2 separate regions of the Homo sapiens genome follow, and region 2 is linked to region 1. The links are chromatin loops, found by intact Hi-C in ENCODE. Cell type or tissue: heart right ventricle. All regions are shown on one strand. Each heading gives the region's core, and the rest is flanking DNA. Links, peaks and the distances in the headings are about the cores only.

What was found. Peaks named below come from ENCODE experiments on the same cell type or tissue, not always from the same donor. Only the 100,000 strongest peaks of a DNase experiment are listed, where the experiment ranks them.
Region 2: it touches region 1 in a loop (4-fold over the local background); 4 of 110 quality-filtered maps call a loop at or near these places.

Annotation. Positions count from the first base shown.
Region 1 is chr3:68,863,322-68,879,980 of GRCh38, forward strand. The region is part of intron 3 of TAFA4 (TAFA chemokine like family member 4); the gene reads right to left. Among named protein-coding and RNA genes, the nearest start is that of TAFA4, 61 kb to the right of the region's middle. In heart right ventricle, for the core only: CTCF peaks have their summits at 12,989 (motif pointing left) and 15,207 (motif pointing left); no DNase peak of the experiment used is centred there; H3K27me3 peaks cover 2,727 bases.
Region 2 is chr3:67,781,389-67,798,047 of GRCh38, forward strand. All of the region lies in intron 3 of SUCLG2-DT (SUCLG2 divergent transcript), which reads left to right. Among named protein-coding and RNA genes, the nearest start is that of SUCLG2-DT, 140 kb to the left of the region's middle. In heart right ventricle, for the core only: a CTCF peak has its summit at 8,844; a DNase peak (open chromatin) is centred at 8,862.

The sequences.
Region 1 (16,659 bases), core at 8,283-16,282:
TTTCAAAAATGCATAAATGATACACCATTGATAGGAAGTCATAAGTCCTTTTAAGTCTATTTGTATTTTTTCCATCAAAATGCCATCAACACATGCTTGGAAAATGAGAAATGTATAGACAAGAGACACTTTATCCAATCCAGTCAATTATTCATCCCAAGATGGACATGAGGACTCTTAAGAATCTGCCCCATCCCTAATAGTCCAAAGTCTATAGGCTGTGAACTTAAAATTTCATCTAACAGCTGTAAAAACTGAGACCAAGAGAGTAAACAATTTGTTGTAGTAATTTTTCATAGTCTACACAACTATTGTGGAAGAAGTGCCAGTCTTCCAGCTTCTGGGTTGATATTCTTATTATTCAGAGCTGCACAGATGTGATCTGTTTAAAATATTCTTATCTGAAAAGCTCTATGGCTGAAATTATTACACCCTTTATTTTAATTCACTAATTCAAACTAATTAGTCTGGGAATACCAATCTGACTTATTAAAATGCCTAAGGCATTTTAAAATAAATCTATTACTTTCAAGTATTCTCAGCAACTTCACCTAAGTAACAAGAGAACAATGTATAATGAGCACTTTTTTACCTACTAAAAATGCATTACATGTTTTATATACAAAAATTAACTCAAAATGGATCACAGTCCTAAATATAAAGCCAAAAACTAAAAACTGTCTCAAAGAAAACAGAAAACAACCTGTGTGATCTCGGATTGGGACAAATATTTCTAAGACACCGAAAGTAAAATACATAAAAGAACAAACTAGTATATTGGACTTTATCAAAATAAAAACTTCTGCTCCTCAAAAAACATTGTTAAGAGAGTGAAAAGATAAGCCACATACTGGGAGAAAATATTTGCAGTTTGGTTATTTGATAAAGGAATTATATCAAGAATATAAAAAGATCTCTCAAAACTCAATACTGAGAAAACAAACAATGTGACTTTAAAAAGTGGCCAAATAATTTGAACACACTTCACCAAAGAAGATAGACAGGTGACAAGCAAATGAAAGATGTGCAACATTATTAGCCATTAGGTTCATGCAAATTAAATCTGCAATATGATATCACCACACACCTATTAAAAATGGCTAAAATTAAAGATACAGACAATACTTAGTGCTGGCAAGAATATGAAGGGACTGAAACTCTCATTCACTGCTGGTGAGCACGCATCGGTACATCACTTTAAAAATGTTTAACAGTTTCTTAAAAGTCAAACATACACCTACCATATGAACCAGCCATTCTTCTCCCAAGGTAGTTACCAAAGAAAAATGAAACCATATGTCTGTGTAACACTTGTACAAAATGTTCACAGCAGCTGTATTTATGATAGCCAAAGTTAGAAAAACTCCAAGTGTTTATCAACAAGTGAATGGATAAACAACGTGTGGCACATAATGGAATACTACTCAGCAATAAAAAGAAATGAGGTTGTGTGTCAACTTAAAATGTTTTAGTTAAAAAAAGAACCCATATATATGCAGCAACATGGAAGAATCATAGAACAATTATGCAGAAAGAAACCAGATGAAAAAGAAGATGATTCCACAAACAAAATTCTAGAAAATGCAAACTCATCTACAGTGACCAAAAAAAAATCTGTGGTTGCCTAGGGATGGTGGGAAGGAAAGAGGAGCTGATTACAAAAGAGTATAAGGAAACTTTTGGGGTGAAGGGTTTATTCATTACTTTTATTATTAAGATGGTTTCATGGGTGTAAATAGGTTAAAATTTAACAAAGTGTACACTTTCAAATTTGTGCAGTTTATTTTATGTCAGTTATACCTTAATAGAGCTGTTAAAAAACAAAAATAAAATATGTGCATTGACAATGGCAGAAGCAATCTGGCTTCATTCTACTCCACAAGAAACCAAAAACAAATATTCAGCACTCAGATTATCACCAGTAATATCCCACAATTTATTTTTTTTTTAATTTTTCTTTAAACACTGGCTTTCTCTATGTTGCCCAGTGATATGGTTTGGCTTTGACCCCACCCAAATCTCATCCTGAATTGTAGTTCCCATAATCCCCATGTGTCATGGGGAGGACCTGATGGAAGGCAATTGAATCATGGGGCCAGGTTTTTCCCTGTACTGTTTTCACAATAGTGAGTAAGTCTCACGAGATCTGATGGTTTTATAAAGGGCAGTTTCCTGGCACATCTCTTTTGCCTGCCACCATGTAAAACATGCCTTTTCTCCTCCTTTGCCTTCTGCCATGATTGTGAGGCCTCCCCAGTCATGTGGAACTGTGAGTCGATTAAACCTCTTTTTCTTTATAAATTACCCTGTCTTGGGTATTGCTTCATAGCAGTATGAAAATGGATGAATACACTCAGTCTGGAATGCAGTGGCTATACATAGACATAATCATAGTGTGCTGCTGCTTCAAACTCCAGTCCTCAAGTGATCCTCCTGCCTCAGCTTCCAAAGTAGCTAGAACTATAGGCACTTACCACACCAGCTAGAGCTCAAATTTGAGGCTGAGATGTTCCCTGAAACCACAGACAGGTGAAAAACTCCAGACAGATGGTAAGAGAAATGGACTTTTCTATCTGCAATGCACCTCCCTCAAATCTGCCAAGCACCATGTGCAAAAAAATTCACCCAGATTTATGATTTCTACACTGGAAAAAAGTGAGACTGAGGTGGACAGCCAGCTTCCAAACCATCTTGGGTTCTTGTTCAGGGAAACTATTCCTGCTTCAACCCACAGGAAACACAGCAAGTGCCGGTAGGGAGAAAATCCCCTGAGGGTGCTAGAAACAAATAGAGGATGTAAGACTAGTGACCTCAGCTCACAAAACTCAGCCCTTTATCTTAGCCAAAAAAGATGCCAAACTAGAGTGGTTGTTCAGCAGCACCACACTGTAGAAGGCACATTCCACAGTTCTTCTGGGCATGAACCCCTAGCTATACTTCTCACATGGCAGGATATTCCCATTGGGACCCACACTCCCATTTCAAGACTGGCAGAGCTCTGAACCTTAGTGAGATTAGAGGCAAATCTGGGCTTCAGGCACCATCTAGTGCCAAAAAGGAAGCAGCAATCTAGGATTAAGGGAACTCAACAGGCAACTGCAAAGAACCTCTAAGCAAACATACCCCAGAAAGACCAAAACAAGCCAGGGAGCAAAGACAGAAATAAATAATTAACTCTTCCATACAAAGCAATAGACATATATTCACGAGAAATAACAGCAAACAAGGAATCATGAACTCCCTAAGCAGACAAAACAAGCAGCCAGGGATGAACCCTAATGAGATGGTGATGTGTGAGCTCTCAGATCAAGGATTCAAAATAGCAGTTCTAAAAAAAAAAAAAAAAAAAAAAAAAAACTCTGCAAACTCACAAAAAAAAAAACTCAGAAATGTATCAGATGAACAACAACAACAACAAAAAACAAATCCTGGAACTGAGAAATTCATGTGTTGGACCACAAAATGCATTAGAAGTTCTCAATAGCAGAATGAATAAAACCAGAAAAAAGTCTGTGAGCTCAAAAGCAGGCTGTTTGAAAATATACAGTCAGAATAGAAAAAATAAAAAAAGAATGAAAAGGAACAAAGGACACCTACAGAATATGAGGAATTACCTCGAAAGAACAAATCTAAGAATCACTGGTGTCTAAGACGGAATTGAGAAAGAGCAAGGGGTAGCAGCAACCTTATTCTGAAAGATAATAACAGAAAAATTTCCAAACCTAGAGCAAGATATAAATATCCAGGTACAAGGATGTCAGAGATCACCAAATATAACCAACCCGAATAAGACTACCAAAAAAGCAGATAATAATCAAACTCTCAAAGGTCAAGGAAAAAGAGAGGATGCTAAAAGCAACATGAGGAAAGCAGCTAATAACATGTTGAGGAGCTCTGAATCGTCTGGCAACAGACTTCTCAATGGAAACCACAGAGGCCAGGAAAGATGGGACAACATATTCAAACTGCTAAAGAAAAAAACCATAAGCCAAGAATACTGCACCCAGAAAAGCTTTCTTTCAAACATGAAGGACAGATGAAGTCTTTCCCAGACAACAAGAGCTGGGGGAATTCAGCACTACTAGACTTGTCTTACAAGAAATGCTAAATGGAGTTCTTCAATCTGAAAGAAAAAAACAGTAATGTGCAAAAAGAAAACATTTGAAGGTAACAAACTAACTGCTAAAGTAAGTACACAGATAAATTCAAAATATCCTAATACTGTAATTACAGTGTGTAACCCACTCATGTCACTAATATGAAAACTAAAAGACAAATCTATCAAAAGTAACAATGACAACAGCAACTTATTAGGGATAGGCAATATTAAAAGATGAAAATTGAGACAACGAAAAGTCAAAATGTGGAAGGGATGAAGTTAAAGTGCAGGGTTTTTGTTTTTCATTTGTTTGTTTCTTTTCTTTGTAATCACTTATCGTTTATTTAAAATAACTTGTTATATCTATAAGAAGTTTTCTGTAAGCCTCATGGTAAACCCTGCGAGGCAAAAACCTATAATAGATACAATAACAATGAAAAGCAACAAATTAAAACATATTACCAGAGAAAAAAATCACATAGCCACAGAGGAAGAAGACAGTAACAAAGGAAGAAAGAGAGGAGTCACAAAACAACCAGAAAATAACAATATGACAGTGGTAAGTACTTCCATATCCAATAACAACCTTGAATGTAAATTGACTAAATTCTCCAACTAAAAGACATAGAGTGGCTGAGTAGATTTTTGAAAAACACAACCCAACTATAAGCTGCCTACAAGAAATTCACTTCACCTATAAAGACACACATAGACTGAAAGTGAAAGGAAGGAAAGCTATTCCATGCAAATGGAAATGAGAAAAGAGCAGGAGTAGCTAACCTTATACCAGTTATAGGCTTCAAGTCAAAGGTTGTAAAAGAGACAAAGAGGTTCACTATATAACGATAAAGGGGTGAATTCAGCAAGAGGATATAACAACTGTAAATATATATGCACCCAAATATATATATAATGTACAGATCATCCAGACAGAAAAATCAACAAAGAAACATCAGAGTTAAACTACACTCTAGACAAAATGGACCTGACATTTACAGAACATTTCATCCAGCTGCTGCAAAATACACCTTCTTCTCATCAGCATATGGAACATTCTCCAGGACAGGTCACATGTTGAGTGACAAAACAAGTCTCAACAAATTCAAAAAACTAAAAATGATATCAAGTATTTTTTTCTGACCACATTGGAATAAACGTAGAAATCAGTAATAAGAACTTTGGAAACTATACAAGCACATGGAAATTAAACAACATGTTCTTAAATGATCAATGGGAAAATGAAGCAAGAAGGAAATTTAAAAATTCATGAAAGGAATGAAAATGTAAACAAACATCCCAAAATCTATGGGATACAGAAAAAGCAGCATTAAAAGTGAAGATTATAGCAATAAATGCCTACTTCAAAAGAGTAGAACAAGTTCAAATAAACAATGATACATCTCAGTAAACTAGAAGACAACCAACCAAATCCAAAATTAGTAGAAGGAATGAAATAATACCAGAGCAGAAATAATGAAATTGAAACTTTAAAAAATACAAAAGATTAACAAAAAGTTGTTTTTTTGCAGAGATAAAAAAATTGAAAAACGTTTAGCTAGACTAAGAATAAAAAGAGGGAAGACCCAAATAAATATAATCAGAAAGAAAAAAAAGAACACATAACAACTGATACCACAGAAATTCAATGGATCATCAACAGCTATATGCCAACAAATTCGAAAAGCTAAAAGAAATGAATAAATTCCTGGACACATACAACCTGCCAAGATTAAACCAGGAAGAAATAGAAAACTCAAACAGATCAATAACAAATAATGAGATTAAGGCAGTCATAAAGCATCTCCCATCAAAGAAAAGCCCAGGACATGATGGCTTCACTGCTGAATTCCACCAAATATTTAAAGAACTACTTATAACACCAATTATACTCAAACTATTCAAAAAAATGAAGAAGAGGTAATATGTGCAAATTCACTCTACAAGGCCAGCATTGCCCTTACACCAAAACCAGATAAGGACACAATGAAAAGAAAACTACAAGCCAATATCCCTGATGAACACAGATGTAAACGTCCTCAACAAAACACTGGAAAACAAATTCAATGACACAATAAAAAGATCATTCACCATGATCAAATAATCAATGTCATCCCAGGGATGCAAAGATGGTTCAACATATGCAAATCAATAAACATGATACATCAGATTAACAGAATCAAGGACAAAAACCATACGATCATTTCCACAGATGTTTTAAAAGGATTCAACACAATTCAACATTCTTTTATGATAAAAACTCTCAACAAATTGGGTACAGAAGGAACACACCTCAAAACAAAAATGGCCATACGTAACAAACCCACAGCTAACATACTGCTTGGGGGGAAATTGAAAGACATTTCTCTAAGATCTGGAATAAGACAAGGATGCACAAATTTACCACTTTTTTTCAACATAACATTTGAAGTTCTAGCCACAGCAATTAGACAAGAGAAAGAAATAAAGGGCATCCAAATTGGAAAGGAAGAAGACAAATCATTCTTGTTCATAGATGACATGACATTACATTTAGAAAAGCCTAAAGATTCCAACAAAAAACACTGAGAACTGATAAGTGAATTCAGTAAAGTTGCAGGATACAAAATTAACATATAAAAATCCATAGCATTTATATGCAAAGAATCTGAAAAAGTAATCAAGGCACCAACATCATTTACAATAGACACAAGGAATATAAAATACCTAGAAATAAATTAAACCAGAGATGCAAAAAATCTCTACAAAGAAAACTATTAAACATTGATGAAAGTCAATGAAGAAGACACACAAAAAAAGAAACACGCCTATACTCATGGGTTAGAAGAATTAATATTGTTAAAATGTCAATACTACCCAAAGTGGTCTATAGATTCAATGCAATCTCTATCAAAAACCAGTAACATTCTTCACAAAACTTGAAAAAACAATGCAAAAATTCATGTGGAGCCATAAAAGACCCAAAATAACCAAAACAATCCGAACTGGACAAAAAGAACAAAGCTGGAGGCATCACACTACTTGACTTCAAAATATACTACAAAGCCATAGTAATTAAAACAGCATGGTACTAGCATAAAAACAGACACATAGAGCAGTGGAACAGAATACAGAACCCAGAAATAAATCCACACATTTACAGCCAACTCATTTTTTTAATTTTTATTTTACTTTAAAGTTCTGGGATACATGTGCAGAATGTGCAGGTTTGTTACATAGGTATACATGTGCCATGGTGGTTTGCTGCATCTATCAGCCAACCGTCTAGGTTTTAAGCCCGGCATGCATTGGGTATTTGTCCTAATACTCTCCCTCCCCTTGCTCCCCACCCGACAGGCCCTGATGTGTGATGTTTCCCTTCCTGTATCAATGTGTTCTCATTGTTCAACTCCCACTTATGAGTGAGAACATGCAGTGTTTGGTTTTCTGTTCCTGTGTTAGTTTGCTGAGAATGATGGTTTCCAGCTTCATCCATGTCCCTGCAAAGGACATGAACTCATTCTTTTTTATGGCTGCATAGTATTCCATGGTGTATACATGCCACATTTTCTTTATCCAGTCTATCACTGATGGGTATTTGGGTTGGTTCCAAAATCTCATGCCAGTTAGAATGGCGATCATTAAAAAGTCAGGAAACAACAGATGCGGTAGAGGATGTGGAGAAATGGGAATGCTTTTACACTGTTGGTGGGAGTGTAAATTAGTTCAACTATTGTGGAAGACAGTGTGGCAATTCCTCAAGGATCTAGAACCAGAAATACCATTTGACCCAGCAATCCCATTACTGAGTATATACCCAAATGATTATAAATCATTCTACTGTAAAGACACATGCACACGAATGTTTATTGCAGCACTATTTACAATACCAACTCATTTTTGACAAAGACACCAAGAACCTATATTGGGGAAAGGACAGTCTCTTCAAAAAATGGTGCTGGGAAAACTGAAAAACCATATGCAGAAGAACAAAGCTAGACCCCTATCGCTCACTATATACAAAAATCAAATCAAAATGGAGTAAAGACTTAAGTCTAACACCTGAAACTATGAAACTATTAGAAGCAAAAACTGGGGAAATGCTTCAAGACATTGGTCCGGGCAAAAATTTTTTTAGTAAGACTTTGAAAGCACAGGTCACAAAAGCAAAAATTTTCTGCATTGCAAAGGAAGCAATCGGCAAAGTGAAAAGATAACCTATGAAAAGGCCAAAAATATTTGCAAACTATCCATCCAACAATCAATTAATAAGCAGCATATATAAGGAACTCAAACAACTTAACAGCAAAAAATAAAAACCATCCAGTTTTAAAATGGGCAAAAGAGTTGAATAAACATTTCTCAAAAGAAGACATACAAATGACCAACAGGTATATGAAAAAATGCTCAGCATCACTAATCAACAGGGAAATGCAAGTCAAAACCACACTGAGATATCATCTCACCCCAGTCAAAATGGTTTTTATCAAAAAGACAAAAAATAACAGATGCTGGCAAGAATGTGGAGAAAGGAGAACACTCATACATCATTGGGGGAATGTAGATTAGTACAGCCACTGTGGAAAACAATACAGTGGTCCTTCAAAAACTAAAACTAAAAGGACCAAATGATCCAGCAATCCCATTGCTGGATATCTATCCAGAAGAAAGGAAACCAGAATATCAAGGAGATAACTATACTCCCATGTTTATTGCAGCCATATTTACAGCAGCCAAGATATGGGAACAACGTAAGTGTCCATCACTGGATGAATGGATAAAGCAAATGTGGTACATATATATATATAATGGAATATTATTCAGTCATAAAAAAGAATAAAATCCTGTCATTTGCAGCAATACGGATGTAACTGAAGGTCATTATGTTAACTGAAATAAGCCAGGCACAGAATAAATACTGCATGCTCTCATTCATATGTGAGAGCTTAGAAAAGTAGATTTCATACTGGTAGAAAGTTGATTGGTGGTTACCAGGGGCTAGGAAGGGTTGGGAGGAGGGAGAGATGAACAGAGGTTAATAGTTTAAAAAAATGCAGTTAGAGAGAAGAAATATGAGGTAGTGTTCAATAGTATGGTACGGTAACTATAGTTAACAATAATTTAGTTTTAGTTCAAAATAGCTAGAGAAGAGGAATCACAATATTCCCAACATAAAGAAAGGGTGAATGTTTGGGGTGATCGATGTTGCAACTGTCCTGGTTTGATCATTACACATTGTATATATGTATCAAAATATCACATGTACCCCAAAGATATGCACAACTATTATGTAGCAATAATAAATAAGAAAATGCATTAAATTCCAGACATAATACCAAGCTCTTTAGATAAATTGTCTCATTTCATGTCACAAAAATACTTTTAGGTAGGGGATGTTGTAATACTCACTTCCAGGAAGAAGAAACTGAGGCTCAGAGAGATTAAATAACTTTGCCCAGGGTCACATAGGTAGGACTTTGCAGAGAGAAGGCACAAGCATTTTGACTTCATGTTAAATAAATGCTTCCAAAGCACTTGACGATTTTTTAAGATAACGTGAACAGCTCCTTGGTAAATATATTTACACCATTTATTTGCTTAGCAAATCCCTTTTCATAGACAGCATGGGTAAATATCAGCCGTATCATCTCAAGGCTGATCTTTCATCACACATTCCATTACAAATTCTAAAATTAGTAGGGTTCAAACTTAGGTCTCAGTGACTTATAGAAACAATCCAGGTTCTGATGTGTCACACACCTATGAGGCATGCATCAGGCTCATTAGAAAACAAATTCCAGATCAGTACAACATAAGGTAGGAGAGGCTAACAACCTTGCTCTCACCTGGAGAGATCAAACAACGTCATACTTGTTTTCCAGGAGAAGACAAATAGAAACAGACACAGACACACACACAACAGACAGACACACGCAGACATACACACACACACACACACACACACACACACACACACACACCCTGGGCCAGAAAAATGCTGACCTAGCCATTCTGTGAATGTTTCCAATTTCTAGATGGTATCCTGAAAGCAACTAACTAGACAAGTAATTCATATTAATAGCTGCTCTCTCCCTTTCAATTTGGGTATTATTTCCTATTGGATATGTTTAGCCGGCAACAGCTCAAACATATAGACTATGCATAGTTAGAAATCACTGTCCTCCACGGGGCAACACTTACTTGAAAAGCCTGTAAAATGACCACAGGACACTTGCAGGGAGGGCAGAAAACAGCAACATGTTCACATGTTCATTTCTCTAGCTCAAATCCAACCAGCCTTTGAAAGTGCCACTTGAAAGACAAGCCTCCCACTATTTCTTGCAAATGCTTTCTAAACAACAAATAAGACTTTCCAGAGCAAAGGAGACTTTTCCAAAATCTGTAACTGTTTGACTTTGGGGAAGAAGACACACCTCTTGACTCCTTTATGCACAACCAAGTTCGGATTGCTGAAATCTCCCACACCCTTGGATGGCTGGTATTTATTCCCAGCCCTTTCCCAGGTAGCTGTGCAATGTCAGTGATGAGCTACTGAAAAATTGCCTGCTGCTAACAACACTGTTGCTATTCACTTCTTTCATTTCATGCCTATATTATATTTTTCCTGAAACAAATTTCTCTATTGTTCCCTCTCTGCTTCTAGGATCCCATTACCCAATCCCCAACAGCTAAGAAAAAAACAGAGCCCAGTTGGAGACACCCAACAATCTCAGGCCCTTCTAACCCTGTCGGACTTAGTTATAGTTCTTATCTGATTTCAGACATACCCTAAAATATAAGCATTGATGGTACTTGGCCTTAGTAGTCAAATTGTTTTTAACTCTTGCAAACACAGTCTTCTCACAATCAATCCTTTGTAATGGGTTTTTAAATGTCCCTTCAAAAATATTATTTCCAGTGTTCTATTCTGAGACTACCATATGGACCAAAATATTTAAAGCATCCAAGCAACACCTAGGAAAATACAAAACGTCATTTTTCTTCCTGCCCCGTCTCTACCCCTGCTGTTTCTTTTTACCAATGATTTTATTTTCCTTATAGGGAACAAATGATTCCAATTTCCTCGTATAGCACTGGCATACAGATGAGGTATTGACCTGTAGCTTTTTAAACCCCAAATTGTAGGCTTTGTTTAGATGAGTCTAAGGCCGTGGCTTGAAAGAAGAAAAAGGGAAATTTCTTCTCAAGGGTAAGGAGAATCTTTTCCCAAACTACCCGAGGAACTCTTCAAAGACAGTTGCCTGTTCTGCCCTAAAGACTCAAAGAGGGAAGGGTGAAAAAGCCTACTCTGCCAAGTAGGATGGCTCACAAGCTCATTTGAGGAACTGAAATTCTTTACTCCCGTCAGTAATACAACCCTTTCTTTACACACACACACACACACACACACAAAGGATGTAAAGCATGCTCATTTGTCAGACATTTCACAAAGCTGAACTTGCCAGTGGCACTGGGACTTGAACTTGCAGCTGAGGAGGTGAGAAGAAGCCAAATATGAACACTGCATATAATGTGTTCCTTTCCCTTCTTATTAAAAGCTGAGCCCATCAAGATGGCACTGAAGAAATATAATATGGGGTACAACGGAGGCTAGTGGAATCCCTCACCATGGAAGCTTTTAGCATTCAAAAAGCTGAGCTGGTACAAAATGAGTAAGTATTTTCACAGTCCTTCCCAAGAGGTGGAAATGGAGGTCACCTTGACAGGGTGACAACTCTCCTCAGCCTAACTATGTCATAGCAAGACTGAAATGGAGACATCACCACCCACATCAAACTGTACCTTGATAGGAGCTAGAGTCAAACTTCCAGTTTTTTTTTTTTTTTAACTTCTGAATCATTTGTTCTCATCTTTGGCTGCAGGTCTGAGTAATCAATAGTACGGTTGTTAAATAATACAGGTGCCTGCACTCTACTTTGTAAGGTTCAGATGGAATCTCGCTGCAGTGGGCCCTCTGTGTTTTTCGTGCAAAAGCTCCCCAGGGAGAGAATAAAGTAACCACTATCTTATGGATGCCTTTTTCCATTGCTACCAAAACATAGGACCTTTAAACCATTCCACAGTCTTTTCTTTTTCTTGCTCATAAAATAGTGTATGCTATTGTGGAGTTGCCTGCATAGCAATACATCCATAGATTTACTGAAATAACCATTCACTGGAAGTGGGACAGGAAGAAGGAAGATAGAGAAAAGTACAGGAGAAACCATATTAAAATGGTATCATCAGGTTTCACTTACCCCAGTGGGTAAGTGCTCATTATTGATCAAAATAAGTTTGCTAGTGGGTAACTTTAAGACTTAATGGTTGATATCACATGCATAAACACACACACACTGTCAAATTACTTTTGCCACTTCCCTCTCCCTAAAAATATGCTCTTGCAGAGAATAACAGCATAAGCTATTCATCAGGAAACAGAACTCTTCCCCATTCTTTATTACTTGAGGTTACGAATCCCACTTACCTGGTACTTTTTCTAAATTTAGTAGTCATTTGTTTTAAAAAAAAAAAAGAGAGAGAGAACTAAATAACTAAATAAAACATAAAAGAAATTAAGTGAAATAAAGAGAGATAAAACAATGTGCTCTATGACTGACCCATGAAAATTAAAATAACCCATAATTCCAATCTTTAAAAAAGCAACATTAAGACCTAACTCATTATTAGTTCATGGGACTTATCATAGTAGGCTCTAACCACATGTGACTATTGAGCACTTGAAACGTGGCTAGGGTCACATGTTAAAATGATAATATTTTGAATATATTGGGTTAAATAAAATGTGTTAGTGAAATTAATTTCCTCTGTTGCCTTTTACTTTTTTCAGCGCAGCTTTATAACATGCAAAATTACATGTGGCTCTATTTAGCTATGATAAGCCTTGCCTACCCCCTAGTGTCAGAACTTAGGCAATGCAGGCAAATCATTTTTCAAACGCATCTGTGTTAAGTACAATTCATTTCTGCCGGCAAAGTACAAGTATAGCCGCCTGTACATACAATTTTATCATTTTCACAAATGTTATCTCAAATTTAAGCCTCAGAGAGACTCCTGTAGTAGATGTTATATTCCCCACTCAGTTAGTATTTTTGAAATTACCAGGTTTATTGTAGAAAATTAGAACTAAAACAGCGTATGCTATTTAGTCAAGAGTATTTGCAGGGTTCCTATAAATTTCAGCCATCATAGGGGACAGAAAACATGGGATCAAACTTGGATGCAACAACTGCTCTTCAAAAAATTTACCCTAAGTTAAAAATAACATAAACCACCAAAACACACAATCACAACATGCATATTTTGCATAATCATTTATAACAGAAAAAAAAACAGAAAACCTAAATTTCCATAAATTTGAACAGTACAGAACCTCTACAAAACAGATAACATTCAAAAGAAGAAGACAGCTCTAAATAAGGATAACTAGCATTTGAGCACTCACTAAGCAAACACAGTTCTCAGCATTTCCCAGGTATTAATTGATTCCTTATTATAACCGTGAGACTTATTTTTTATTATTTTTATTATTCTCATTTTACATAGAAAGAGGCTGAGTCCCGAAGAGGTTTCATAACTTGCCCAAGAATGAAAGAAGAACTGAAGCAAAACTGAAGCTCATGCTGCTTCCTCTGCCATGAGTAATAAAATCTTTTGTCTCGGGCCGGGCGCAGTGTCTCAGGCCTGTAATCCCAGCACTTTGGGAGGCCGAGGTGGGTGGATCACTTGAGGTCAGGAGTTCGAGACCAGCCTGGATAACATGGGGAAAGCCCACCTCTACTAAAAATACAAAAATTAGCTGGGCGCTGTGGTAGGCGCCTATAACCCCAGCTACTCAGGAGGCTGAGGCAGGAGAATCACTTGAACCTGGGAGGCAGAGGTTGCAGTGAGCCGAGACTGCGCCACTGCACTCCAGCATAAGTGACAGAGGGAGACTCCATCTCAAAAAATTAATTGATTAATTAAAATAAAGTAAAATCTTTTGTCTCTGACCCAAGCATCTCATGCCTTCTGCCCAGCATCCACGAAACTATGACCAGCTAACCTGTTAGCTTGCAAGGAGGGTAAAAGCTCAGACCCTTCACAATTCTTGACATCTAACTACTTCCCAATCAGTGATACATCCTCTCTACAGCAGATTTAGGTCAAGGCCAGCAAATAAAAGGGCTCTCAACACCCTTCTGGGTCACTCTGTTCCCCAGCTTGTTGAAGCCTTTCTCTCCTTAAGGTTGAGCTGAAACCTCAGTCTTCATAGAGCAACTTTCTTCGCCACAGTCAGCTTACTAGAACAATGAAAAAACAAGCCTTTTTCTCTTATGCATGAGAAATCTTCAAACCCTGAAGGCTCTGACCACATCTACCTACCCATGCTCACAGTCTTCAGCTGTTCCTGGAATGCGAACCTTTCCACACTCATTCTCGATGCCTCCAAATGTGAAAACAGCTGCCATTTATGGAATGTTTACTATGTGCTAATCCCTTCACCTATTTTTCCTTATTAGTTATCCCAATAACTCCAAATAAAATAGGCATGGATATCATTCCATTTTTACAGATGATAAAACAGGTTCAGAGAGGTTAAGTGGCCTGGATAAGGCCACACAGCCAGGATGTACCAGAACCAGAATTAGGTTTGACTTTAGACCCCCCAACATTTGATTTCCTTTCCTGCCTCATTTCCAGGTGTGCCCCAGTTTTTCCAGGGACTTTATGCCAACAGATTTTATTAAATAGTCACCAAGCACCACAGCATTTTGTGGAATTGAAATAGTGCAGTCCAGGTTATATTCAAAGTTCTCTAGGGAAATGGAACTATTAAAGTGAACGTATAAATCAATAGCACCCAAGTTCTCAACTTTCTCAGCTCCATCAGAAAACTAGCTATGACTCCATCTTTAAAGGATAAAAATCTGAATTTTTGAAGTCTCCTAGTATTCACAGGAATAAATCTTAAAGTTGTAAGATGCTTTGTGTCCCAACTACTCGTGTCTATACCAGATGAAATTTCTAGGAAGATCCCTAAATCTTTAATTCCACAGGAGTTGAGTTTCTGAAACTTCCTTCCAGAAGGCATCTTTCCACTGCACAAAACATATTTGCTACCCTCTTGTGGGGAAATAAGGCACTGCTTACAGCCAAAAAAAAAGGAACAAAAGGACAAATTGCTAGTTGAAGAAATAACAAGAGTTAGCCCTGGCCTCCTTTTAAAAGAAACGAACCTGCCAATTGGCCCCTTCACCTTTTCTACAGCTTGAAGCTACACAGTCCCATATGTGTATGTGATCTCCTGCCTGCTCAATTATGATGGAAAATAGACTTTAAAAACAACAAAACCTGTCTTTTGCGTTTTTTAGTTGCTTAAAAATACTACTGGATTCTGTGGAAATGTATTAATGCCATTTGTCTTCAAGAAAGAGTCTCACCACCCAACCTGTGAAAATTAGGTGGGTTTTCATTTTGGTTTTTTTAATGCTTAAACTAAAATTACATCTCTGATACACACCTACCGTAACACCCATCTGCCAAAACTGGGGGGGAGATTCCCACCTTTCTTCTGTGTCTCTTAGCCAGGTAGGTGGAGATAGGGTTGTAAAATACCTCCTTGTTTACACACAGCAATCAACATCCACTCTTCTAATCCAAGCCATAAAAAGCATCCAACTTCTAACTAGGGTTTCCTAGTGCCATCATTTCTTTAATTGGCCAGCACTAACCATGAAGCCCATGGGACAGTGCCAGGAGCCTCTCTGGACACTCAGACACAGCCGTTTGCAGATAACACTCTGCAACTTGCTCCCGCTGTCAGACTTCCTATAATATACCCACAGTAGAGTGAAAATCTGACCAGAGTTTCTCAGGATCTCGGTGCACTGCCCCAATTAATTCTGGTGATCCTGAGTTCTCCATCAGCTGAGCACTAAACTGGGACAAAAATGCCACATGGACATTGCAAGGATCATGGACTTTCATTCCCTGAAGATCATTAGATAAAATTTATAGCATGAATGGGAGTGGGTGGTAATCCTACTGAAATGCTTCACTTGTCAACTAATCTGACTCTTAAACTCCACTCAAGAAAAGAGATAAGATTGAGGACCTCAAACACTATCCTCGTGAACAAACTCATAAAAATAGGCACAGCACAATAACCAACTAGCTGTGGGCACTTCACAGCAGCCAAATGGTATTGATTTTATGCTGATTTGCTGAAACTTCAATCATTATTTTTCTCATCTTCTTGGAACTGTCACTTGAGGAGGGAAAATTGAGTTGTGTGAGATTTTAAAAATTATCTTGAGCCTTAAATTATGACTAACCTTAAAATATCAGAATAACGAAGTGGAAAGTATGACATGTTATATATTTGGTGGTAAGAATATCTCATGAACTTTCCAAACACAAGACCTTTGGAGACAGAATTTATAATTCTGACCCATACGTGATTTAGGGTTCAGGCATCACTCTTTCCCAAAGAAGTCAAAACATTTCTGGCACTGCCACGCCTCAGATTACCAAAGCTGAGAGAGTAAATTAATTGACAACAAGTCCATTGACACATATGAATT
Region 2 (16,659 bases), core at 5,269-13,268, 1.1 Mb before region 1:
CTGTGAGCATAAAACCGCCTGCCCAAGCCTCAGAAATGGCGGACGCTCCTCCCCCAAGCAAGCGTGAGCTTCCGAGTTCGAACTCAGACTGCTGCTGTGCTGGTAGCAAAAATTTCAAGCCAGTGGATCTTAGTTTGTTGGGCTCCGTGGGCGTGGGACCCGCCGATCCAGACCACTTGGCTCCCTGGCTTCAACACCCCTTTCCAGGGAAGTGAAAGGTTCTGTCTCACTGGTGTTCCAGGCACAACTGGGATATGGAAAAAAGAAAAATCAAAAAACAAAACTCCTGCAGCTAGTCCGGTGACTGCTCAAATGGATGCCCAGTTTTGCGCTTGAAACCCAGGGACCTGGTGGGGTAGGCACCAGAGGGAATCTCCTGGTCTGTGGGTTGTGAAGACCATGGGACAAGCACGATATCTGGGCCGGAGTGTGCACAGTTCCTCAGGCTCAGTCCCTCACAGTTTCCCTCGGGCAGGGGAGAAAATTCCCTGACCCCTTGCACTTCCCCGGTGAGGCGACGCCCCACCCTGCTTCAGTTCACCCTCTGTGGGCTGCACCCACTGTCCAGCCAGTCCCAATGAGATGAACTGGATACCTCAGTTGGAAATGCAGAAATCGCCCGCCTTCTGTTTTGATCTCGCTCGGAGCTGCTGACCACAGCTGTTCCTGTTTGGCCATCTTGCCAGCAATCCTGCCTCTCTGTTTATATCACACTTAGAACACTACAATCACTTTAAGAAAGAAATTGGTGACATTGAAATGTGTTTAGAGAAGAACTGTTTAGAATCAGGGGGAAGCACAAAAACATGACATATGAAGAAAAATAACCAAGAATACAGTATTTATCACAATAAAAATCAAGCTCAGGGTAAAATATATAGCTCTCCATGATTTTGGAGTGCTCCCATGTGTCTGAGGACTTAGAGTTGTTCTGTAAGACCAACAGATATAGTGTTTTTTTTTTTTTTTTAAAGGGATTCCATTTCTTTTAGGAAGAATTTTTTCAGATTTAGGAAATATTATTAATACTTCCAGGAGGTTTTTTTTTTTTTTTTTTTTTTTTTTAGATAGAGTCTCACTGTGTTGCCCAGCTCACTGCAACCTCTGCCTCCCAGGTTCAAGTGAGTCTCCTGCCTCAACCTCCTGAGTAGCTGGGATTATGGGATTACAGGAGGAGCCTGTCACCACAGCCAGCAAATAGTTGTATTTTTAGTAGAGATGGGGTTTCACAATGTTGGCCAGGTTGGTCTCAAACTCCTGACCTCAAGTGATCCCCCTACCTCAACCTCCCAAAGTGCTGGGGTTACAAGTGTGAAACACTATGCCTGGCCTTTCTTTCAGGAGGTAAGTTCTCTCTTTGTTCAGCTGAAGAGAGTTTAAGCAATCACTATGTAATAACTCAATAATTTTCTGGAGGTTTGAACTTCATAATTTTTTTCAATGATAACATAGAAAATATTTTTTCCTTTTGCTTCTTCCAGTGGCTTTATTTAGTTTATTTTTTAATTGAAAATAAAACTTTGTGTGATACTGTAGATAAGATACAGCTGTAAAAAATAATACAGAAAGCTCCTAGGTACCTTTTGCCCAGTTTCTCCCAATGGTTACGCTTGTCAAAATTATAAGAACTAGGATATTGACCATGATAAAATTCAGCAATCTTATTCAGATTTTCCAAGTTTTATTTATACTTATGTGTGTGTGTGTATTTGTGTGTATTAAATTTTATACCGTTTTATTACGTGCAGGTTCTTGTATCCACTGCCACAGTAATGATACTAACAGTTCCAACACCACAAGGATCCTCTTGTTGCCTTTTTATATCCACACTCACCTCCTGCTTGCCACCCTCCTTCTCCAACCCCCACTCCCCATCCCCTAACTCCTGCCAACTACTCATCTACCTCCATCTAAATTATTTTTCATATTTCAAAATGTTACATAAATGAAATTAACAGTGCTATGTAGCCTTTTGGGATTAGCTTTTTTCACTCAACATAATTTTCTGAAATTCATCTAAGTTCTTGCTTGTATCAATAGTTTGTTTCTTTTATTGCTGAGTAGTATTCCATGGAATGTACTTGTCACAGTTTGTTTAATCATTCATGTGTTGAACATCTGGGCTGATTCCAGTTTTTAGCTATTGTAAATAAAACTGCTATGAATATTTGTGTATGGGTTTTTGTTTTGGTAAACATAAATTTTAATTTCTCTAGGAAGTGTCTCCAGGAGTGCAACTGCTGGGTGTTATTGTGGTTGCATGTTTAGTTTTAGTTTTGTTTTGTTTTTGTTTAAGAAATTGCCAAGCTGTTTTCCAAAATGGCCAGACCAGTTTACATTCCCTGTCTGTCTTTTTAAACATTGTAGTTTATCTTCTGTTTGTGGAATCTTAGCTGGGCTAAATGAATCCCAGTGTGGGAAGGATTTTAGAAACCTTGCCAAGACACAAAAAATAAAGTATGTTCTGAACTAATCTGAAGAAGAGAAAATCTTGTTTAACTAAACCTGTCTATGTAACAAGGTCATAAAAAAGGCTACACAATAAGAGAGAGGATCGTTCTTTTGGATTTTCAGAGAAGCCTTTGTTAAAATTCCACATGACCCAATGCTACTTAAAACCAAAGTCATGGGGATTAAAGGGGAAATATAAAGAATCAAAAATCTAATTCACAGTGAGTTACGCAGGCTGCTTTGTGCCTGGATTCTTGTGTACTTACAGCTGTCTACAGCACATTCCATCTAGAGTTGCTAGATGCTCTCCTTTAAGGTGTTAGCTTTCCCAGACATGCTTTGATGTCCTAGCAGTACCAACGTGGGCAGAGTGTCATGGGCTGCAAGGAAATGGGAGAATGCTGACACTTTCTTTACATCCTATCAGGACTCTTTGGAATGAAAGATACATTTTAGTTATTGTTTTCATTTTGAGAACAATAAGCACATATAATTAATTATGATATTTACAGTTATAGCCACCATTTTGAGTTTCTACCATGTGCCAGGATCTGTGCTAAATTACATACATTATATACAGTTCTCAAAATCAGCCTTCAAAGAAGGTATTTTTTTAGATCTCCAATTTATAAATGAGGGAGGTTAGGTCATCAAGTTTAACCACATATATTCATTAGACTACTATGAAACAAATTCAAAATTTTTATTAATTTCCATGCTAAGGAATTCTAAATGCCCAGTTTCACCTATGACTTCTCTATCTACCGTGATTCATTACTGACTGCTGGGGGCAGGGGAAGAATTAGGAGGATGGGTAGTAGAGGTAGAGTGGCTTAAGGTACACAAATATAATAATCATAATTATAATCATATTTTAATTATGCCATCATTTATTGAGTTTCTGCTATGTGCTGGGATTTCTGCTAATTTTGATATATAAGGTCTTGACTTCAAACAAAAATAATCTTGTGTAAAACAGTCACGTAAATACATGAGGAAACAGGCTTAGAAAGGTGAAGTGATTTTTCATAAAGTCACACACCTGGAGAAAATTCTAAGATTCAATCAGTGATCTACCTGACTCTAAAATTATTGCTCTGTTTGTTTGCATATCTCTATGTATGTATATCAATGGAAAACACACACCCACACCCACACTCACTCATACACACACAAATTCGTTATTAGAGAAATTAAGATTCTTGGTGATATGGTTTGGCTCTTTGTCCCCACCCGAATCTCATCTTGCAGCTCCCGTAATTCCCACATGTTGTCAGAGGGACGTGGTGGGAGATGACTGAATCATGGAGGTGGGTCTTTCCCATGTTGTTCTCATGATAGTGAATAAGTCTCACGAGATCTGATGGTTTAAAAATGGTAGTTTCCCTGCACAAGCTCTCTCTTTGCCTGCTGCCATCCATATAAGATGTGACTTGCTTCTCCTTGCCTTCCGCCATCATTGTGAGGCCTCCCCAGCCATGTGGAACTGTAAGTCCATTAAATTGCTTTTTCTCCCCAGCTTTGGGTATGTCTTTATCAGCAGCATGAAAACAAGCTAATATGGTAAATTGGTACCAGTAGAGTGGGGTGCTGCTGAAAAGATACCTGAAAATGTGGAAGACATTTTCCCCATTGTCTTGAGGATTAACATTCGGCTCCTTATAAATTATGCAAATTTCAGCAGTCAGCTTGAATTTCTCCTTAGAAAATAGGATTTTCTTTTCCATCGTGTTGTCAGGCTGCAAATTTTCCAAACTCTTATGCTCTGCTTCCCTTACAAAACTGAATGCCTTTAACAGCACCCAAGTCACCTCTTGAATGCTTTGCTGCTTAGAAATTTCTTCTGCCAGGTACCCTAAATCATCTCTCTCAAGTTCAGTGTTCTACAAATCTCTAGGGCAAGGGCAAAATGCCACCAGTCTGTTTGCTAAAACATAACAAGAGTCACCTTTCTCCAGTTCCTGAAAACTTCCTCATTTCCATCTGAGACCACCTCAGCATGGATTTCATTGTCGATATCATTATCAACATTTTAGTCAAAATCATTCAACAAGTTTCTAGGGAGTTCAAAACTTTCTCACATTTTTCTGTCTTCTTTTGAGCCCTCCAAACTGTTCTAACCTCTGCCTGTTACCCAGTTTTTGTGGCTGGTAAGTCTGATGGAAAACTTTGGGTAGTTGTCTTCAACAGTTAACAGAATATAGAAGAATAGGACTAGTGCAGTATCATGCTCATTGACCTGGTTTTTTCATGTTCATCAATCTCTCCTCAGTCTCAACCATTCCCCTTTCTACTTATTTACTACAAAATTTCTTTGTCACTGATGGATCAACACTCCTTTACTTGTAGCTGGTGGTACATAATTCCCACTATCTATTATATAGGAGCTCCATACTGTCTCTCACTTTATATTTTCTTCATAATAGACACTTATTAAATATTTGAATGATGAATGAATGAAATATTAGAATTTTCCCTTCCACACTATTTACCTTCTTGGTATCAATTGCTCTTTAATGTTTTCACCATCTCCGATAGCTCCTTTCAAGAATATCTGATTTAAAAGGTAATTCCCTGTGTTTAAAATTGAGCATTCTGTTTAGTTCAGTTTAATAGCATGTAGTAATTTAGCCTTTAAGCGGGGAACCCTGTTAGGTGCTCAGGGCAAGGAGATGACTAACACATCACCTGACTTTTAAGGAGTTCCCTATTTTCTAGAGGACACAAATGAGTATGATAAGGGCAGCTAGAGAAACCTGCACAAGAAATGAAGGAAATTCATCGTATCGGATCACCAGAAGAGATGGACAAAGATGGCTTTCCACAGGGGATGATACCTAACCTGGATTTTGAAAGATGAATAAGAGTTTTCCTTTTTAGATAGATGAGCAAGGACTATCTTAAATAGAAAACATTTTTGTTCACTGAGTTAGCTCTGGAAATTGCAGGAAATGTTACGTGGATTTTGGGGATCTAGGCTCAGAATCAAAACCTGGGTTTTGATGTATTAGGATTGGGAGTTTCACCTTTACAGCATGACAGGGAGAGAAGTGGTTGATACAAGTAACAACTTTTATAAACAATGGCTGCTTCACATTTTATTCTAATTCCTGGATGAACCTGGGCAAAAAAATGAACAGAATAGAGATCTTTGTGGAATACATAAATAAAGCTATATTTTAAAATGGTTTGAAATTATGAGTTTAAATCTAAACTTTCTCAACTGAAGGCATTAAGGTGTTTCATCTTCTTCTTGTTGCTTCACTGTGGGTAGGGTGCATATTAAAAGTGCACAACTTTAAGAAGTTGAAGGACTTAGTTTGTCAAAAAGCGTAAAAAGCCCCTCCATCAACTCTAAGGATTATTATATCCTTAGTAGAAATAATTGCACGTGCCCACACTGATAGTGGAATGCATTTCCTGGAGTGCTGCATTGAGATAGATTCTGAGGCAATATCAACATTCATAGGAAAAAGCCCTATGATCAATTGTTCACATGTGTATATACGTGCATGTGTGTGTTGCTGGGGGCAGAGGGGATTGTGAACCATGTGCTGCATTTCTGCCATCTCTCAATCAGAAAAATAATGAATGGGTGGCCACAATAACTTGGGAAGCCTGATCACCTTATTTTTTAATAATTATACCCCATCCATACCCACATTGTATTTTCATCAAATTAATAAAAGATGATTTTGCAGTGTCCTTTTTTGTCATAGTATTAACATTCTCACAAGCACAACCATAAAATCAGTTGACATTTACTCTTAATTTACACAGAATAATGGTGTTGGTTAAAGAGTGATTACATATGAAGTTTAATACACAGTTATTTTTTACCTGGCTCTCTATTATCTATCTTTTATATCAGGAAAGCAATTTAATTTGGTGAGATATCCATGTAGATAACCACCATAGCTTGCACTTACAGCTTGATAATGCCCTATAGGGACTTCTATACAAAGGAGAAGGCACTCAATAAATACACATGAAATGAAAGAATAATTCCGAGTCATATGACAGGGGGAATGTGAAGGAGGCTAAAAATGGGAAAGAATTAAGATAAGATTCTTAAGTTGAATTTATGTGGCATAAATGAAATACAGGATGGCGAAGGGTACTCCACTGTTTTATTGCCACTTCTTGCAGAAGGCCTGTGTAATTCATTTAATGCTTCCCTTTTTGTGACTTATGCTGTCATCCCAGATTCACAATAATGTAAGTTTACAGCACTCCATATCGACATATATTCTCTCTCCACTGTGTTTGCAAACTTCTCTACTCCTGCTGCGTTCCTAGGGGAGAGGGTTAATTCCCAAAAGGCACCACATCAGGAGATGTTATAAGTGGAATTGTTCCAGATAAGCAATGTCAGTCATGCAGTCATCCTGATGTGCAAGTCGAACCTCTTCATGGACATGATACTGGTGGTGTCCAGGAAACTAGGGTGTGGCTAAGACTGGAACAGCATAGGTCAAACTTTGCAAAATTAACTGTGTTCATTTTCATTAAAGTGTCTTCCTTATATCCTATTCTAATCAGAAAAATAAACATTTTATTGATTATGGATAAAATTTAGTGAGTGCTGTAACTTGATCCTATTTAATCCTTCCTAAACCCTATCAGTTAGTGATATGGTTTGGCTTTTTGTTCCTGTCCAAATCTTATCTAAAATTGTAATCCCCAAGTGTTGAGGGAGGTGCTGGGTGGGAGGTGATTGGATTATAGGGGCGGTTTCCCCCATGCTGTTCTCATGATAGTGTGTGAGTTCTCTTGAGATCTGATGCTTTAGAAGTGTTTGGCAGTTACCCCTTTTTCTCGCTCGCTCTCTCTCTCCTGCCGCATTGTGAAGAAGGTACTTGCTCCTCCTTCACCTATCTGCCGTGATTGTAAGTTTCCTGAGGCCTCCCCAGCCATGCGGAACCATGAGTCAATTAAACCTCTTTTGTTTATATATTACCCAGTCTCAGGTACTATCTTTGTAGCAATGTGAAAACAGATGAATACAGTTGACTACCATTATTTTCTCCAGTTTGCATTTTGGAAAATTGAAACTTAAGGAGCATAAGTAGTTAGTCTAAGATTGCATAGCTGAGTGTCATGGTCTAGTTTAAATCAAAGGTTGCCTAATACCGATGTTTTTATCATGCTAATCACCATACAGCATAGCCTTCTGTACAGAAACTGTGGTTGACATCTTCCCATTTACCTGGCTGATTTAACAGTCCCTCCTAACAGCTGTCTGCCTGGGGAGCTGTGTCAACCCTATAGAGCAAACATTGGGAATTTAGTTTATAACTTGAACAAAATATCTACATGTCAGGGAGAGTCCCAGAGAAATAAGACACTGGTTTATTCCCCTTACCCTCCTTTTTCCAGTCTTTTATTCTGGTCTTAAAACTGCTTAGTTGTAACTAATAAATGTTACTGGGTGAATAAATGTTCACCCAAAATACTGTTTTTGACATAAATAATGTAATGTCCAAACAATGCAGAAGCTGCCTTAAATAAAACATGTGAATGCTGGGTCTTTCTTGTAATAATTTGAAAAATATCAATAATGTTGTCAGTTTAACAACAAAACATGCTATCTGCCCTTTTCGTCTTCCTGGCTATATTAGAAAAAGAAAAATGTGCCCCTTCATCACATAAAAAGTATACTTCTCATCACAATTGTCTTAAGAGTTGTTCTAGAAACCTACATTTAATTTTAAAATGAGCAAATGCAAATGAATGGATTAGTAAACAAGAATGTTTGCTGGCTTTAGAATTAAATAACATGAACTTGAATCTCAGCTGGGAGGCTTTGGGCAACACCCTTACCTTCTTTGAACCTCTGTTTTTTCATGTAAAGTGGAGATAATTATACCTACTACAGAATGTTGCTGTGAGGATTAAATGAGATAATGAATGGGTATCAATTTGTTAACCAATGTAAATTTCATAGTGGTGCAAGCAGGAAAGAGCTTTATTTTGTTTTTCCCCCCAACACGATCTTTAATTTCTTGCTCCTTAAAGCTATCTAATTGGAGCCCATGGCTGTTGGGAACCTTCAGTGATAACAATCATTTCATTTGGATAGTTGTCTTAATTTGGATTTCCCCTGAAATGATCTTGAGAGAAGAATATGGGTGCAGTTAGTCTATCTGGAAAGTGGGTGCAGGTAGTACAAGTGAAGAAAAGAGGAAAAGAGGAAAAAATAAAAACCAACAAAAGCTTTAGAGCAGGTCATTACTATGGGTAACTGGGGCTCCATCTCTCTGAAATACCACGTGGAAGATACCTTGGAACATTCTCTTTGGAAGAAGGGGATGTAGGAGTGCTGTTGGTTCCCCAAGTGGATCCTCTTGTCTGCTCTATTGCACACATCCCCCATTACCCTGAGCATTGAATGGCTCACTGCTGCCCCCTGCTCCTTCTCCTGAGAATTGTTTTTAGTTTAGCCCACTCTCACTCCAGTTGCCAAGAGCGGATGAATGACAGAGACACATAAGGCCAGCCCTTTGCCTCAATAGGAGATGATTCTGATGGGTAATTTAAGCTACAGAGCCCTTTTCTACCCATGAATCTGGCTAGATGGACCTGTGATCTCACACTAGCTTGGCTCTTTTTTCTTCCCTCTTCTGTTTTATTCCCTCCTTTTACTGGTTTCTCCTGAGGCATCTCTATCACTAAAACTCATGCATGTGAATTTCTGTCTCAATCTGTGCTTCTAGGGAACTTGACATAAGTCAGGGCAATTATTTAATTATGCTCATCTCCCACTGCTTGAGGATTTGGAGGCACTGACTAGCTGCTGCCTTTGTGGTTCACACCACAGCTTATTTCTGTTGCGGGCTCATTGCTCCCTTCATGGAGTGATATTGGGTGTGGCCCCATCAGGTTGGTCTGAGACAGGTGAAGATTCTTGGTATACAGGAGACTTGTCATGCTTGCTGTGTAGACAGTCTCCACTGTTGCCCTCTCCTCTCCCTGTTATTGGTGTTGTCTGCAGCCAGTTTACCATCTTCAGATGGTAAACTCAGAAAACCTCAGAAAGGAAGTAAATAGCAGCTTCTTGTTTTGCTTATGCTCCCATAGTTAAGGAATACATGTAAACCTCCTTCAAGAATTCTGCCACCGAGTTCTGTCTTGGGGAATGGGGATAGGTTGGGGAACACTAACATGTTTTTCTGTCCACCCGCAAGCAGGCTGCCAGGGAATGAAACCTTAATCTACCCATCTGATAATCAGCCTTCGTTCACTTCATGGAAATGCCCTAACTTGGTTTGTGCAATAGCCACTCAGCCAACAATTTCCTGATTCAACAATCTCTCTTAACTCTAGTCTTCTGCCTATATGAGCTGGATGAGATGATGGGGGTGTGGGTAAAATGACCAATTTGGCCACCTTCTTTTTTAAATATGAGGTTTTCTATAGTCTCTTGGGACTTTGGGACTTTAGTTGGTTTCCAGAAGGAACAGAAAGCATTTTAATATTATTTTATAGATGTAAATTAAAACTTAGATGCTCACCAAGTGGTAGCTCTTAGTTTAATTACAAAATTAGTCTCTGGAATGTTTGAAAAGTCATTGTTTCTTAGTGTTTTCTTTAATAAGGTGACTTAGCATATTTAATAAAAAAGACCACAGGCCTGAGAAGTAGGAGACCTGGGTCATCATGCTTTTAGCTCTGTGACATTTTTAAATAATTTCACCTTCCAACAGCCAATACGTAGGATAATAAAAGTTGTTTAACATATCCCACAGGTTGTTGTAAGTCTGAAATGAAGGAAAACACCCAAAACATATTTGAAAGCAAAAGATAATGAAATGTCAGTTAATAATTAATAAAGTAACTCAATGTTAAGGGAGCCTATCAAAAGGCAATTTCTCCTTTCCTTCAGAGACGCTCACACCGATCCAACAAGCCGCCGTGACTGAGACCTGACTCGTTTTTGGCAAACAGATGCCACTCTAAATGATGACAAAGTGATAAACCTATGTAAATATTTCATATGGAAGCAAAGTCAATATGGACAAATGTGAAAGACATGATTCCAAGACTGGAATGCCAGGCTATGCATAGACACAGCAAAAAACAATGTGGATATTGGAGTAGATCATAAGCTGAAAACAAACCCCATGCTGTTATTTAAAAGCTTACCAGAAACCCCTAAAAGGCATGGGCCAGGCATAATTTTGTCATTCTTCCCTAACCTCATCATGTCATATGCTGTCAATTGGGTGAGGCACAGTGTAGAAAAAAGTGTCCTGTGTTCTAATTCCTGCTCCTCCTGACCTTGGATTTGATGCTTCCTTCTCCTTGTTCTTTGATGGTCAAGGTGTCATGGTAATGTGTATCTCTGTTCAAAGAATAGTTATAGATGATATGAGATAGTGTATGTGAAAGTGTTTTGGAAAAGATAGTTATTCTGTAGAGGTATAAGGTAATATTAAACAAGTGATAAAAAAGATAGAATGTTCTAGAACAGAGTGAGAAAATAGCCTGGAGGAAAGGAAGCCAGAAGTTGTCCTATTTTATCACACTATCATAGACTGCCCAAAAGGAGCAAATGTCTCTGTCAGAGAGAGAGAGAGAGAGAGAGAGAGAGAGAGAGAGAGAGAGAGAGAGGAGAGACTGCTGTGCAAGCTAAAGCTTCGAAGATTTTTTTTTTTTTTTAAAGACAGGGTCCCACCCTGTTACCCAGTCTGGAGTGCAGTGGAGCAATCATAGCTCACTACAGCCTTGACCTCCTGGGCTCAGGTGATCCTTCCATCGCAGCCTCCCAAGTAGCTGAGACTACAGGCACCCACCACCATGCCTGGCTAATTTTTATATATTTTCTCTAAAAATAGGGTCTCACCATGTTGCCCAGGCTGGTCTCAAATTCCTGGGCTTAAGTGATCCACCTGCCTCAGCCTCCAAAAGTGCTGGGATTACAGGTATGAGCCACTGCACCCAGGCCCTGAGGACAAATTTTGTATGGAGTGGGCATTCATCTGCCCAGTGCCACCAAGATTGATAACATCTCACATGTGGAGGAGCCCTTCCAAATAGCCCATGGTCAACACATGAAATCAGCCGTTTAAATGTAAACCAATGACAAGTCAAACCATTTCTGAAAAACAAGAATTTCTTTATTATGGAAAATTCCAAATGTATACCAAAGAGACAGAATAGAATAGTGAATTCTATACACCCATCACTCTGCTTCAATATTGTTACCATTCTAGGAAGACTATTCCTTTAGAAATATATTTTTTGATTTAAAAATTTTATTTGGAAACAATGTCAAATAAGAGTAGTAAAGACCATTCCTTTAAAAATGTTTTTGATTTTAAAACTTTTATTTGGAAATAATGTCAAATAAGAGTAGCTTAGATAGAATAATATAGAAAATTGTAACATAAGTAGAATAATTTCAAGTAAGAACAAGAATAGTGTAAAGAAAACCCATAAACCCTTTATTCAGTCACCTATTGTTAATATTTTATTACTTTTCCTTTATCATTGTCACATAGCTCCCCCCAATTCCGCCCCACCTCATTCTCTGTACATTTCTTTTTCTGAATTGAGGATGATTCATACCCCTCATAGACATTTTCTTTTTTTTGTTCTTCAGGTTACATATCTATTCCTTTTTTTCAGGTTACAGATTTATTCTTTTTTTTTTTTTTTTTTTTTTGAGATGGAGTTTCGCTCTTGTTGCCCAGGCTGGAGTGCAATGGCGTGATCTGCAACCTCCACCTCCTGGGTTCAAGCTATTCTTCTGCCTCAGCCTCTTGAGTAGCTGAGATTACAGGCGCCTGCCACTATGCTAGGCTAATTTTTGTATTTTTAGTAGAGACAGGGTTTCACTATGTTGGTCAGGCTGGTCTCGAACTCCTGACCTCAGGTGATCTGCCTGCCTCGGCCTCCCAAAGTGCTGGGATTACAGGCCTGAGCCACCAAGCCCATCCTCTTTTTAAAAATTTTATTATATTTTAAGTACTGTGATATATGTGCAGTAAGTGCAGGTTTGTTGATATATAGGTAAACATGTGCCATGGTGGTTTGCTGCACCTATTAACCTATCACCTAGGTATTAAGCCCCGAGTGTTTCAGCTAGTTGTCTTGATTAAAATAATTTACATTCCCACTAACAGTGTAAAAGCATTCCTACTTCTCCACAGCCTTGTTGTTTCTTGAATTTTTTATAATTGCCATTCTGACTGGTGTGAGATGATATCCCATTGTGGTTTTGATTTGCATTTCTCTAATGAAAAGTGATGTTGGGCTTTTTTTCATATATTTGTTGGCCACATAAATGTCTTCTTTTGGGAAGTGTCTATTCATATCCTTTACCTAGTTTTTAATGGGGTTGTTTTTTTCTTGTAAATTTGTTTAAGTGTCTTGCAGATTCTGGATATTAGACCTTTGTCAGGTGGATAGATCGCAAAATTTTTCTCCCATTCTGTAGGTTGTCTGTTCACTTTGATTGTAGTTTCTTTTGCTATGCAGAAGCTCTTTAGTTTAATTAGATCCCATTTGTCAATTTTTGCTTTTCTTCCAATTACTTTTGATGTTTTTGTCATGAAATCTTTTCCTATGCCTATGTCCTGAATGGTATTACCTAGATTTTCTTCTGGGGTTTTTATAGTTTTGGGTTTTACATTTAAGTTTTAAATCCATCTTGAGTTAATTTTTGTACAAGGTGTAAGGAAGGGGTCCAGTTTCAATTTTCTGCATATGACTAGCCAGTTTTTCCAGCACTATTTATTAAGTAAGGAATCCTTTCCCCATTGCTTGTTCTTGTCAGATTTGTCGAAGATCAGATGGTTGTAGATGTGCGGTCTTTTTTCTGAGTTTCTGTTCCATTGGTCTATGTGTCTGTTTTCGTACCAGTACCATGCTGATTTGGTTACTGTAGCCTTGTAGTATAGTTTGAAGTCAGGTAGTGAGATGCATCCAGCTTTGTCCTTTTTGCTTAGGATTGTCTTGGCTATACGGGGTCTTCTTTGTATGGTGTGGGCATTTATCTGCCCAGTGCCCTACAAAGAAATTCCATATGAAATTTATAATAGTTTTTTCCAATTCTGTGAAGAATGTCAATGGTAGTTTGATGGGAATAGCATTGAATCTATAAATTACTTCTGGCAGTATGGCCATTTTCATGATATTGATTTTTCCTATTAGGATGGAATGTTTTTCCATTTGTATGTGCCCTGTCTTATTTCCTTGAGCAGTGGTTTGTAGTTCTCCTTGAAAAGGTCCTTCACATCCCTTGCTAACTGTATTCCTATGTATTTTACTCTCTCAGTGATTGTGAATGGGAGTTCATTTATGATTTGGCTCTCTTGTCTATTGTTGGTGGAAAGGAATGCTTGTGGTTTTCACACATTGATTTTGTATCCTGAGACTTTGCTGAGGTTGCTTATCAGTTTAAGGAGTTTCTGGGCTGAGATGATGGGGTTTTCTAAATATAAAATTGTGTCATCTGCAAACAGAGACAATTTGACTTCCTCTCTTCCTATTTGAATACCCTTTATTTCTTTCTCTTTTCATGGCCATTTTTAATTTTTCACTGTGTATTTCCTAAGTATAGGGATATGCTCTTATATGACTACAGTACAGTTATCAACATCATAACTTTATATTGGTACAATTTTATTATGTTCTAGTTTTATCAGTTGACCCAAAGATTTTTTAAATAGTACTTTTCCTTCTCTATTACAGGATCCAGTCTAGAGTCAGGTATTGCATTTGGCTGTCATGTCTCTTTACCTCCTTTAACGTAGAATACCCTTTGTTTCTGTACAACATTGACATTAAAAAATACACTCCTCAATACCCATATGTGTTAACGGAATGATCTTCATTTGGGCTTCATCTAATGTTTCTTCCTGATTAGATTTAGGTTATGCATGCTTGGCCAGAATATTGCATAGGTGATGGCGTGTCCCTCTCGGGGTGCCACATCTGGTGGCAGGACTCCCATCTACTTCTAATCGGTGGTGTTAATTTTGACCATTTGGTTAAGGTGTTGTCTGATTTCTCTACTGTATAATTAATATTTTTTCCCTTGCACTCTTTAATCTGTGGAGAGACACATTAAGACCATGCACATATTCTTCTCCACATCAATTTTTCTCCCTAATTTTTTGCATTCATTCATAATCCTTGGCTCATCTAATCTTTATAAACAATGGCTGCAAGTTGCTGATTTTCTATCCCAGTACTCTTTCCACATTTATTAGCCAGCACATGGTATTCTGCCATAAACAAGAGCCCTCTCATCTCCCCTTTTTATTTATTTTTTCTATATATTTATTATCAATATGGAAACATAATTTTCTTTATTCCCCAAATGGTTTTTAATAGATTAGTTAATTATTGCCGTTTTGAAATTGCCCCGTATTTGGCTGGTGGGAGCACCGTTAAGCTGGCTTCTGTATCTTTGGGCGTTCTCCCATCAATTATTTGAGCACTTACTTGATAGCATACCAAGATGTTCCAGGCTCATCTTACACCTATTTACCCAAGCCCTGGAATCAGCCACTTCTCTAAGGAGTCCTGGTTTCTTTCAGTGGGGAATTATATTAGATAGCAAGCTCTAGGTACTAGGTGTGCTCATTGTTACTAGGTGTGGCATTTTGACCCTTTCAATGTACAGAACTAGGAAATACATGCTATATACAGAGACATATATATACACACTTGCATATGCATACATATGTGCTTAAACATGTACACATATACATGCGCCTGTACATATATCTACGTATCTTTGAAATTTTGAATTCGCACCAATACTCACAATTTTCAAGTCATCCCTGCATGGCTATTTCTTGTCTTTCCCCGTTTCATATTCGTATGTACCTTCTTTCTCATTGACAACCCTGGCTCCTAAATTAATTCATTTGCTCAACCCTCTAATACATCTAAAATAATTTCACAACTTTTCCCACACCATTACAAAAAAGATTATCAAAAATAGTTCAGGGTTTGTTTACAATTCTTGTTACCACCCTACCCTACTCCGCTGCAAACTGAGGGTGGATGGCCAATTACTTGGATTTTTTTCTTCCTTTCTTCCTTTATTTCTTTTTCTTTTTTCTCTCCCTCCATTATTTCCTCCCTCCTTTCCTTCATCTCTTCCTTTCTCTCTTTTTATTTTTTTATTCTCTTGTTCTTTCTCTCTCTCCTTTCCTCCCTCCGTCTCTTCCTCACTCCTTTCTTTCTGTTCCTCTTAAGAGCAATTGTAGCATTCCTTTGAAATACAATTGAATTCATGTGGTTCACTTTGCTTTCAGTTTTAGTCCCCTCCTCCTTCCACCCTTATTGATTTAGCTATTTTTATTATGTAGAGGATTAAAGTCTTGAGAAAGTCAAAACTATATACAAAAAGGAATATTCTAGGGTGTCAGTTCCTTCCTCACCCCCTCCACTCCTTTGCCGTCCCAACATAAGAATATATATGAATGAAAACATTCACATTAAACAAAGTGATATGGTTGCCTATAGGGGAAGCATGAGAGAATGAAGTTAAAGGGGAACTTGTTGATCAATCAATTGATCAAAATAGGGTTTTGCCCCAGGGATCACTGATGATTGTATACAATGAACCAGGGGACATGACTAACTGCACTCTCAAGTACTTAAGTATAATTTCCCCTCACCCCACTCAAAGCCATTGAGACAGATGGCAGAAATTCACAGTGTATGTTCTGCTAAACACTGGTCTCATGAGCTGAGTGCAGGGAAGAAGTTGTTTCTGGTCAAATAAGTATAGGTAACATTATATATGTGATCCTCTTCTTGGAAGTCTTTCTGTCAAGAAACTATGTTTTCCTGACATGGAATTCTTTTTTATTTGTATAAATTTCAAGGGTAACAGTGTAGTTTTGTCGCATTTACATGAATATTTTGTGTAGTGGTGAAATTTGAGATTTTAGTGTAACTATCACCCCAATAACACACATTGTACCCATTAAGTAATTTCTGATGCCTCACTCCCTTCCCACCCTCCCACCCTTGCAAGTCTCCAATGTGTGTGTGGTGTGTGTGTGTGTGTGTATATATATATATATATATATATATATATATTGTTTTTTGAGATGGAGTCTCACTCTGTTGCCCAGGTTACAGTGCAGTGGCACAGTCTGGACTCACTGCAACCTCTGCCTCCCAGGTACAAGTGCTTCTCTTACCTCAGCCTCCCCAGTAGCTAGAATTACAGGCACCTAC